Regions from separate parts of the Homo sapiens genome. Here region 1 is linked to region 2. A link is an interaction called in ENCODE POLR2A ChIA-PET data of the cell type or tissue named here. Cell type or tissue: IMR-90. All regions are shown on one strand. Each heading gives the region's core, and the rest is flanking DNA. Links, peaks and the distances in the headings are about the cores only. Region 1 has its middle 170 kb from the start of C10orf126. Region 2 has its middle 22 kb from the start of LINC02644.

Region 1 (5,386 bases), core at 194-5,193, 1.7 Mb after region 2:
CTTGTCCTGCAGCTCTCATTGAACAGGCTGAGCAAAAACAAAACAAAACAAACAAAACAAAACAAAATCCCTGACCTGGAGGAAAAAGACTTTGGAGTGTTCAGGCAGGAGTCAGAGATGAACACGCACTTTGCTTGAGCTCTGCAGTGCCAAGTGGCCCCAAGGAAATTAGGGTCAGGAGGAAAGATATCTCTGACTCTGGAGTTTAGACTGTAATGCCAGCTCTCTGTAGGCCTGGGAGGCAGGGGGCTGAGCAGAGACAGAAGAATGGTCACTGAACCCACAATCCCTTTCCCTTTATTTCCCAACATCTTTTCTGTGTTATACCCAAAGCCATAAAGAAATGGGTCCTTCACTAGCCAAACTATGACCTGAGACTTATTTTCATTCTTAGTGAGTTAGCTTAAGATTGATAGCCAACATTTCCTCTGTGTAAGCAGCACATTCCATAACAAATCCAAGAATAGCAAAACAACAATACAACATCCTTTGGGTGGGAATAGATGACAAAAGTACTTTTGTAAACTTGAGAAAAAAACTTGAAAAACATGATTGTCATCATATTAAAAAGAAAAAGAAAGAGAAAAAAACTCCTGTAATGTTCATATAATCTAAATTTCTAAATTTTAAAATATAAACAAATACATTAGAGGGGAAGTTCCTCAAATTGATAAAAAACATCTACAAACATCTATATCTAATATACTTACTTGTGAAAAACTGAATGCTTCCCCCTGAGACCAGGAGAAGGCAAGGATATCCACTCTCATCACTTCTTCTCAACATAGTGCTGGAAGTTCTAGTCATACAACAAGGCAAGAAAAAGAAGTGAAAGGGATACAGATTAGAAAGAAAAAAAAACTACCTCTATTTTCGGAGGAAATGATTACATAAAAATCCCAAAGAATCTACTACCAAAAAAACTCCTAGAACTAATAAATGAGATCAGCAAGCTTACAAGATACAAGATAAACATACAAAATGTAATTGCTATCAATGAATGCAATGAATATGCAGACATGGAAATTAAAAATACAGTAACATTTACAATTGCTCAAAAATGAAATACCTAGGTATAAATCTAACAAAACTTGTATGGGACTTTGTATGCTGAAACTACAAAATGCTGATGAAGGACATCAAGTAAGACCTAAGTAAATGGAGATATATATACTATGTCCATGGATTGGAAGTAATGAATATAGTAAAGATGTCAATTCTGCCCAAATTGATATACAAGTCTAATGCAATTTCTATCAAAATTCCTGCAAAATTTTTTGTAGATATAGACAAAATTATTATAAAATTCCTGTGGGAAGGTAAAGGAACTAAAACAGCCAAAACAATTTTGGAAAAGAAGAAAAAAGGCAGAGGAATCTATCTATTCAATTTCAGGACTTACTATAGAGCTACAGTAATTAAGACTGTGTGTATTGGTGGAAGGACAGACACATAAATCAAAGGAACTGAGTTAACAACCCAGAAAAAGAACGATTCAAATATAACCAACTAATTTTTGATGAAGGTGCAAAAACAATTCATTGGAGCAAGAACCACTTTTTTTCAACAAATTGAAAAACAAAGCAATTGGACATCCATAGGCAAAAACTGAACCCTAAACCTAAGTCTCACATTTTATACAAAAATTAACTCAAAATGGATCATAGATTTAAATTTGAAGTGTAAAACTGTAAACTTTTAGGAAAAAATCTTCAGGGCCTAGGGCTAAACAAAGAGTTGGACTTGACACATAATGCATGATCTATCAAATTAAAAGTTGATAAATTTCTCTGCATCTAAACTAAAAACTCTTGCTCCATGAAAGACTCTATTACAAAGATAAAATGGCAAGCTACAGAGTGGTAGAAAGTATTTACAAACCACACGTCTGGCAAAGCACGAGTATCTAGAATACACAAAGAATTTTTAAAACTCAACAGTAGAAAAGCAAACCATCCGGCCAGGTGTGGTGGCTCATGCCTGTAATCCCAGCACTTTGGGAGGCCAAGGCAGGTGGGTCACTAGGTCAGGAGATAGAGACCATCCTGGTGAAACTCCGTCTCTACTAAAAATAAAAAAAAAGTAAAAAAATTTAAAAAATTAAAAAAAATTAGCCGGGCATGGTGGTGGGCACCTGTAGTCCCAGCTACTCGGGAGGCTGAGGCAGGAGAATGGCATGAACCCAGGAGGTGGAGCTTGCAGTGAGCCGAGATCCTACCACTGCACTCCAGCCTGGGCGACAAAGCAAGACTCCATCTCAAAAAAAAAAGTAAACCATCCAATTACAACATGGCAAAACATATACACAGACATTTCACTACATAATATATAAAGCTGGAAAACAGGCCAATGAAAAGATGTTCAACAGTATTAGCCATTAGGGAAATACAAACTAAAACCACAGTGAGCTATCACTATACTCCAATCAGAATGGTTAAAAATTTTAAAAAGTGACACCACCAAATGCTGGCAAGGATGCAGGAAAACCGCATCACTCATACATTGCTGGTGGGAATGTAAACTCATATGGCCACTCTGGAAAACAGCGTGGTAGTTTCTTAACCATCTAAACAAGTAACTACCACACAACCCAGTAACTGCATTCTGGGCATTTATCCCAGAGAAATGAAGACTTGAGTGCACACAAAAGCCTGTGCACAAATGTTTATAGCAGCTTTATTCATAATAACCAAAAACTAGCAAGAACCCAGATAACCTTCAGTGGATGAGTGACTAAACAATCCGGGATACATTCATACTATGAAATACTACTGAGCAATAAAAAGAAATGTGCTGGCCACGTGCGGTGGCTCACGCCTGTAATCCCAGCAATTTGGGAGGCCGAGATGGGTGGGACACCTGAGGTCAGGAGTTCGAAATCAGCCTGACCAACATGGTGAAACCCCATCTCTACTAAAAATACAAAAAATTAGCTGGGCGTGATTGTGCACACCTGTAGTCTCAGCTACTCAGGAGGCTGAGGCAGGAGAATCACATGAAGCTGGGAGGCAGAGGTTGCAGTGAGCCAAGATCGTGCCATTGCACTCCAGCCTGGATGACAGAGCAAAACTCCATCTCAAAAAAAAAAAAAAAAAAAGAAAAAAAAAAGGAATGTGCTGTTGATACACACTGCAACCTGGATGAATCTGGAGAATCATGCTGACTGGCATAGATCAGTCCTAAAAAATTACATACTGAATGATTCCATTTATATAACATTCTAGAAAGGACAAAATTATGGAACTGGAAAACACATTTGTGGTTGTTGGGGGTTAAGGCAAATGGGATCTCACTGAACTACTGCTTAAACTGCATGTGAATCTACAATTGTCTCAAAATGAAAAGTTTAATTTAAAAAACTGTCACGGAAGAAAAACCTCTCTGTGAAGCTTACAGCACTATCTCCTTTCCCAATTATCTTCAAAACTATAAGTTGCATTTTGGGGACAGAGTGTTCATCAAGATAAATTTGTTAATAGCATTCTATTAACAAATTTAATAGCATTGAACTTTTGTTTAAAGGAACAGTCTTTTCCAACTGCAAATACATTGTCCTTGCTCCTAAACAGTTCTTTTATTTATTTATTTATTTATTTATTTTTATTTTATTTTATTTTTGAGGCAGGGTCTCAATCAGTCACCCAGGCTGGAGAGCAGTGGCACGATCATGGCTCACTGCAGCCTCAACTTCCCGGGCTCAAGCAATCCTCCTGCCTCAGTCTCACAGGTAGCTGGGACTGCAAGCATGCCACCACGTCGGGCTAATTTTTGTATTTTTTGTAGAGACAGGGTTTCACCTTGCTGCCCAGGCTGGTCTTGAATTCTTGGGCTCAAACTCTCTGCCTGCCTCAAGCATCTCAAAGTACTGGTATTACGTGAGTCACTGAACCTGGCCTCTTAAACATTTCTTTAGGTGAATTTTGAAATGATACACTTCAAAATGAGTTGTATCTGACAATGATTGAAATAACATTTTTTTAATCATAGGGAAAAAAGAAACAACAGTTATCCTCCAAGCAAGTTAGTTTTAATAGGAAATGTGCAAATATTAAGTAGTGTGCTCTTGGCACGACATTTTACATTAATTCTTCATTTTATGTATGTAGGAATTTGCATACCAGAGTTTTACCCTGGAAGCGTTGCCAAAATTTCCTTCTTGTCTGAGGTCCAAAGTTTCTGGCTGGAATTTTATAACAAAACATGCATTGTTTCCACTGGGGTTTATACCAGAAATAATTAGGTAAAATGGTGGTATAATAAAAACAATGCAGCTTTTGTAAATCATTGTTGCTAAACTTCACAACTTGCAGTGTTTGAAGAACTGAACTAAGTTAGCTGCTGCCGATTACCAGGAGAAACCACGACTGACATATAAGCACCTTTATTTGGTTTGATTACCAGTTTTAGAAACCTGTGACCCAAAACACTGTCGATTCTCCACATTTAATTTTTTATTTACTATCCTCCCTGGAGTAGATCTGAGGGTTAACAAAATGCTTGCAAAGCACTTTCAGGTGATCAAAGGAAAGTACCTAAGTAAAATTCCACTTAGCCAGAATAACAACAAATCAGTTAAAATTAAAAATTTAAATACATATACACGTGTTGCTTAACGACAGACACATTCTGAGAACGTCATCATTAGGTGATTTTGTCATTGTGGGAACATCATAAAGTGCACGTCTGTAAACCTGGATGGCGCAGCCTACTCCACGCCTAGGCTACACGGTGTAGCCTATTGTTACCAGGCTACAAACCTTTACAGCGGGTGATTATACTGAATACTGTAGGCAATTAGAACACAATGGTAAGTATTTGCATTTCTAAACATAGAAAAGTTGCAGTAAAAGTATGAAAAAAGATGAATAGACTGGACATGGTGGCTCACGCCTATAATCCCAGCATTTTGGGAGGCCGAGGTGGGCAGATCACATGAGGTCAGGAGTTCAAGACCAGCCTGACCAACATGGAGAAACCGCGTCTCTACTAAAAAAAAAAAAAAAAATGGAAATTAGCGGGTGTGGTGGCGCATGCCTGTAATCCCAGCTACTCGGGAGGCAGAGGCAGGAGAATCGCTTGAACCTGGGAGGCGGAGGTTGCGGCGAGCCGAGATCACACCATTGCACTCCAGCCTGGGCAACAAGAGCGAAACTCCATCTCAAAAAATAAAAATAAAAAAAGATAAATAATGGTCCACCTATATAGGACACTTAAACATGAATGCAGGTTGCAGGACTGGAAGTCACTCTGGGTGAGCCAGTGAATGAGTGAATGTGAAGGCCTCGGACATTCCTGTACATGACTGTAGATTTCATAAACACAGCACACTTAGGCTACGCTAAGGGTATTTTTAAAAATTTCTCTTTCTTCAGCAATACATTAACCT
Region 2 (5,386 bases), core at 269-5,268:
ATTTATGGAGTTGGGAAGCAGATGCATTTCTCAGTCATATGTCACTATTATCTAGAACGAGCCATAAAATCTAGGCTGTCGCATATTTTCTGGCTGCAAACTTCAAGCAATTAATAGTCCTACAAAGCGGTCTTGATCACAGACCAATTTAGAAATTAGTTGTTCAATATGATGATTAAATTCTAGAGCTGGAACTTGCGATGGCCAACTGTGACAAATCTTATACAACTTTTCAGACGGAAGGAACTGTTTGAGACGCTGGGAGTTTTTGGTGAATTTCAAATGAGGTACCTTCACCTCAAGAGTGTGCTGTGATCTGGCCCAGCCTTCGAGAGGAGGATGAGTCACCGGCATTTTCCTGCATCCAAATGCCGTGTCTGGTCCCCAACCCCTGAGTCAGTGTTAGGGAGGCAGCAGACACACAGCAGACGCACCCTTCGCTCTGATGGAGGACAGTGTCCACACTGCTCTCCTGCCAGGTCTTTTTTTTTTTTTTTTTTTTTTGAGACAGGGTCTCGCCCTGTCACCCAGGCTGGTGTGCAGTGGTCCAGTCACGGCTCACTGCAGCCTCAAACTTCTGGGCTTAAGCCATCCTCCCATCTCAGCCTCCCAAGTAGGTGGGACTATAGGCGTGCACCACCATGCCAGGCTAAGTGTGTGTGTGTGTGTTTGTGTGTATTTTTAGTAGAGACAGAGTTTTGCCATATTGCCCAGGCTGGTCTCAAACTCCTGGGGCTCAAGTGATCCGCCTGCCTTGGCCTCCCAAAGTGCTGAGATTATAGGCATGAGCCACTGCGCCCAGCCAAGAACTTTCATTACCACCCTGCCTTTTTCCCCAGCTTAGGGAAGACATAGAAAGCTATAAGTTGGCAGGACCTTAAGTGAGAACTAGGAGATATAAGACGGTGGGAGAACAAACCTTGGAATAAGATTTGAAAATGTGACCCTGTGCAGTGTGAAGCCTATGCCACCAGAAACAGAGTGGAAAGAGTGATAAGTGCTGGGGACATTGTTGCTCACTAATAGGTTATTTTAAACATAGGGGTAGGACCACGCTTCGCACTGTCATCTGTAATGTGTGAACAAAAATAGTTTTGTGGCCGGGCGCAGTGGCTCACGCCTGTAATCCCAGCACTTTGGGAGACCGAAGTGGGTGGATCACCTGAGGTCAGGAGTTTGAGACCAGCCTGGCCAACATGGTGAAACCCCGTCTCCACTGAAAATACAAAAAACTTGCTGGGAGTGGTGCCGCATGCCTGTAATCCCAGCTACTTGGGAGGCTGAGGCAGGAGAATTGCTTGAACCCAGGAGGCAGAGATTGAAGTGAGCCGAGACTGCGCCATTGCACTCCAGCCTCGGCAACAAGAGCGAAACTCCGTCTGGAAAAAAAAAAAAAGTTTTGTTCTAGCCGGATGCAGTGGCTCACGCTTGTAATCCCAGCACTTTTGGAGGTCAAGGTGGGTGGATCACTTGAGCACAGTAGTTCACGACCCGCCTGGGTAACATAGCAAAACCCCGTCTCTACAAAAAAATACAAAAATGAACTGAGCGTGGTGGCACATGACTGTAGCTCCAGCTACTTGTAGGGCTGAGGCAGGAAGATCACTTGCTCCTGGGAAGTGAGGCTGCAGTGAGCAGAGATCATGCCACTGCACTGCAGCTTGGGTGACAGAGTTAGACCCTGTCTCAAAAGAAAAAAATAGTTTTGCTCTGTCATTTGGTTGACAAAACCTATTTCAGCACTCCATTTGCCTTGAAATACGTCTATTTATTTCTGTGGTTATTCAGAAGTGCTGTCTTTTGTGCATCTGTGGGCTGCTCAGGACGGCGATGCAGTCTGAAGATGGATTTCACTATATTGAACGTGTACTATTGCATTTAAAATTAGAGACAAGAGAAAAGAAACCACCACTCACTGATGACAAGTGTCTGGTGAAATGGACACTTGTACAGGCTGCTTGTAAAAGTACATTCTGTTATGAGACATGGGAAAAACAATTTGGCAGTAAGTATCAAAACCTGTGTTGTGGGCGCTCATGTAATCCTAGCACTTTGGGATGCTGAGGCAGGAGTTTGAGACCAGCCTGGGCAACATAGTGAGACACTGTCTCTACAAAAAGTTTAAAAATTTAGCTAGATGTTGCCCAGGCGCAGTGGCTCATGCCTGTAATCCCAGCACTTTGGGAGGCTGAGGCGGGCAGATCAGATGGTTTCAGGATGGGGGCTAGTCACAGAAAGACCAAACGTTGTTTAGAAACCTGGAACTTTCAGCCTCGCCCTCCAAGCTCTGGGGAGAGCTGAGGAGCTGGAGATTGAGTTAATAATCCATCTTGCTGCCGGGCGTGGTGGTTCACACCTGTAATCCCAGTACTCTGGGAGGCCAAGGCGGACAGATCACAAGGTCAGGAGATGGATAACATCCTGGGCAACATGGCGACAAAACCCCGTCTCCACTAAAAAAATACAAAAATTAGCTGGGAGTGGTGGCACATGCCTGTAATCTTAGCTACTCGGGAGGCTGAGGCATGAGAATCGCTTGAACCCATGAGGCAGAGATTACAGTGAGCGGAGATTGCGCCACTGCACTCCAGCCTGGCGACAGAGGTAGACTCCGTCTCAAAAAAAAAAAAAAAAAAAAAAAGCTAGATGTCATGGTGTGTACCTGTAGTTCCAGCTACTCAGGAGACTGAGGCGGGAGGATCCCTTGAGCCCAGGAGTACGAGGCTGCAGTGAGCTAGGATCGTACCACTGCACTCTAGCCTGGGCGACAGAGTGAGACCTGTTTCTAAAAAACAAACAAAAAATCCTATCTCCTTTGACTCAGCCATTTCCCTTCTAGGATTTATTCTGTTTTTTTCTGTTTTTTTTTTTTTTTTTTTTTTTTTTTGTTGTTGTTGTTGTTGTTGTTGTTTTGAGATGGAATCTCGTTCTGTCTCCCAGGCTGGAGGGCAGTGGTGCGATCTCGGCTCACTGCAAGCTCCGCCTCCCGGGTTCACGCCATTCTCCTGCCTCAGCCTCCCAAGTAGCTGGAACTACAGGCGCCTGCCACCACTCCCGGCTAATTTTTTGTATTTTTAGTAGAGATGGGGTTTCACCGTGTTACCAGGATGGTCTCTATCTCCTGACCTCGTGATCTGCCCGCCTCGGCCTCCCAAAGTGCTGGGATTACAGGTGTGAGCCACCGCGCCCAGCCTCCTTCTAGGATTTGTTTTAAGGAAAAAAGTTAGTGGAGAGTTGCTGAGTACAGCACCACTTGCACTGTCAAAATTTGTACAGAAAACACATGTCCAGCATAAGGGGACTGGTTAAGTAAGTATTGAGACATCCATGAAATGTGACAATACACAGTCCCACAAATCATGTTGTGGAATGTGTTTTGGATCCATTGCTTAATGCAAAAAGTCACTTAAAAAACATTGTATCATGTGATCTCAATTTTACAAGAGAAGGATACACTGTGTATGCTTGGAGGAAAAGAATCACCAAAATATTTACAGTGACTATCTCTGCATGTTCAGAGAGGGCCTGATCTTTAATTTTTCTCCTCTGTGCTTTTCCTAATATTCTACCATAAACATACATTATGTTTGTTATCAGAGAGAAAGAAACAATGGGATTGTTGAAGAACCTCAGCCAGGGAAGTTAGCAGAATTCTTATAAAGACTAGAAGAATTTATACAGGATATTGGACTATTATATCATATTATATTATATTATATCATGCTGTAAGGTTCTGCAGTCACAAGGGGATGGGAGGGGAACTTCTTAGCAGTTCTATTTATGATCAGATGATCTTGGGGAAATACAGCGAAGGAAAACCAGGGTCAGCTGAGCCCAGGGAATTTTCTAAAGAGCATCATTTATGATGATCACATCTTGGAAAGAAGATGTAAGAAGTGTACTGGATATGTTTTGGTTTAGAGTTCATCATAAATTGGAGAGAAATAGTAGACTTGGATATCCCATAAAATAGCTCTGAATCCTGGTAGGATTAATTAAATCTCTATCCATGCAAGATAAAGTGGTGAAGCAAATCCTAACTGGGCCTCTGTTGCCTAGAATGGGTCTTGTGCTTAAAAACAACAACAACATACAAGAAGAAAGGAACCTGGCCTTGGAGCTGGAGTTGGTGATCTACATCCACCCTGGTTGGAGGCTCCATGAGACCCAGCCCTACACCCCCAGGTCTATCCGGAAAGAAGCCACGGCAAGGATGGTAGAGGTCGTCCTCATCAAGGAGGTTCCATTAACACCATCTCCTTTGTCAGCCACACCCATCCACCTGTGTGTGTGCCTGTATGCATGGGTGCCAGCCACAGGCATCACTTGTGTGTGTGTGCCAGCCATGCCCATCCAAGTGTGTGTGCACATGCCAACCACAGTCTATCTGTGTGCATGCATGTGTGCTGGCCATAGTCCAGACTGTGTGGGTTTTGCTTTGGCACCAGACTGGGAATCCCAGAATGGGGCAGCTGTGGGACCACTGCCTTGTTCCCTGTACCTTCATAAACAGCTGTTTCCTTATTTCATGCTGTAGCATGCTCAATACCTTAGAATCGTGAGTGTTGCTTAGGGGGACAAGTAATTGTGTTACTCCTTCCCCACCCAAACTCCTCTTGGTATTTCTCACCAAAGTGCAACTAGCATTAGAGCATGGGATTGTTGCATGGGATTGCCCCAACACTGAAGCCCTTTTAGGTTCCCTGGCCCTCCTAGTGAATACAGTAGGACCCTTTCTGATCCTATGACAGTAGGACGCTTTCTGATCCTGTGATAACCCCAAATGCCCCTACCACTCTTTCAAAGCCATGTGGGAGCCATGCTGAAATGACAGGTGTGATATCCAAATTGAATTGGATTAGCTCAAAAAGCCTTCAGGCCCGAATCCTCTCCCAATCTGTGACCTCTCCTCCAAGTGCCTGAGAATGACTGAGTGTCACACATTTGCGTGATGGCTTTCCTGTTGGTGACCTGTAGCTTTGAAATACTCCGTGCTTCCGACAACATATATCTGTGGATATTTGGAACGTGTGGCTTTGACCAATTTTGGGATCCCATAAATCTTAGAATATCAGAAGAGGAATCAAGGACCCAATATTTTAACTCACTCATTTATTCATTCATTCATCAGTCAGGATTTGTTAAGGACACACTGTGTTAGGCACTGGAGCTCAACAATGAGCACAGAAATGAGTCAAGCAATCACATTAATAATATGTCATTGCAAACAGGGATGCATGCTCTGAGGAAAGAAAAGAATAAGTTAGAGGGGAGTTTGTCTTAAAGGAACTGCCCAGACTGAGCAGTCAGAGATGGTTTTTCACTAAGTGATGTTTGAGTGAGATCTCAAGGCAAAGCAGGGGCTGGCTAGACGAAGGGGAGTTGT

What was found. ChIA-PET counts read pairs that join two places held together with the same protein. Peaks named below come from ENCODE experiments on the same cell type or tissue, not always from the same donor. Only the 100,000 strongest peaks of a DNase experiment are listed, where the experiment ranks them.
Region 1: POLR2A ChIA-PET joins it to region 2 with 5 read pairs; 1 of 35 experiments calls an interaction of 5 or more read pairs at or near these places.

The regions. Positions count from the first base shown.
Region 1 is chr10:29,010,508-29,015,893 of GRCh38, reverse strand. No RefSeq gene overlaps it. Among named protein-coding and RNA genes, the nearest start is that of C10orf126, 170 kb to the right of the region's middle. RefSeq lists an enhancer at 4,494-5,034. In IMR-90, for the core only: no CTCF peak of the experiment used is centred there; a DNase peak (open chromatin) is centred at 2,573; H3K27me3 peaks cover 65 bases.
Region 2 is chr10:30,742,740-30,748,125 of GRCh38, reverse strand. No RefSeq gene overlaps it. Among named protein-coding and RNA genes, the nearest start is that of LINC02644, 22 kb to the right of the region's middle. In IMR-90, for the core only: no CTCF peak of the experiment used is centred there; a DNase peak (open chromatin) is centred at 365; H3K27ac peaks cover 2,816 bases.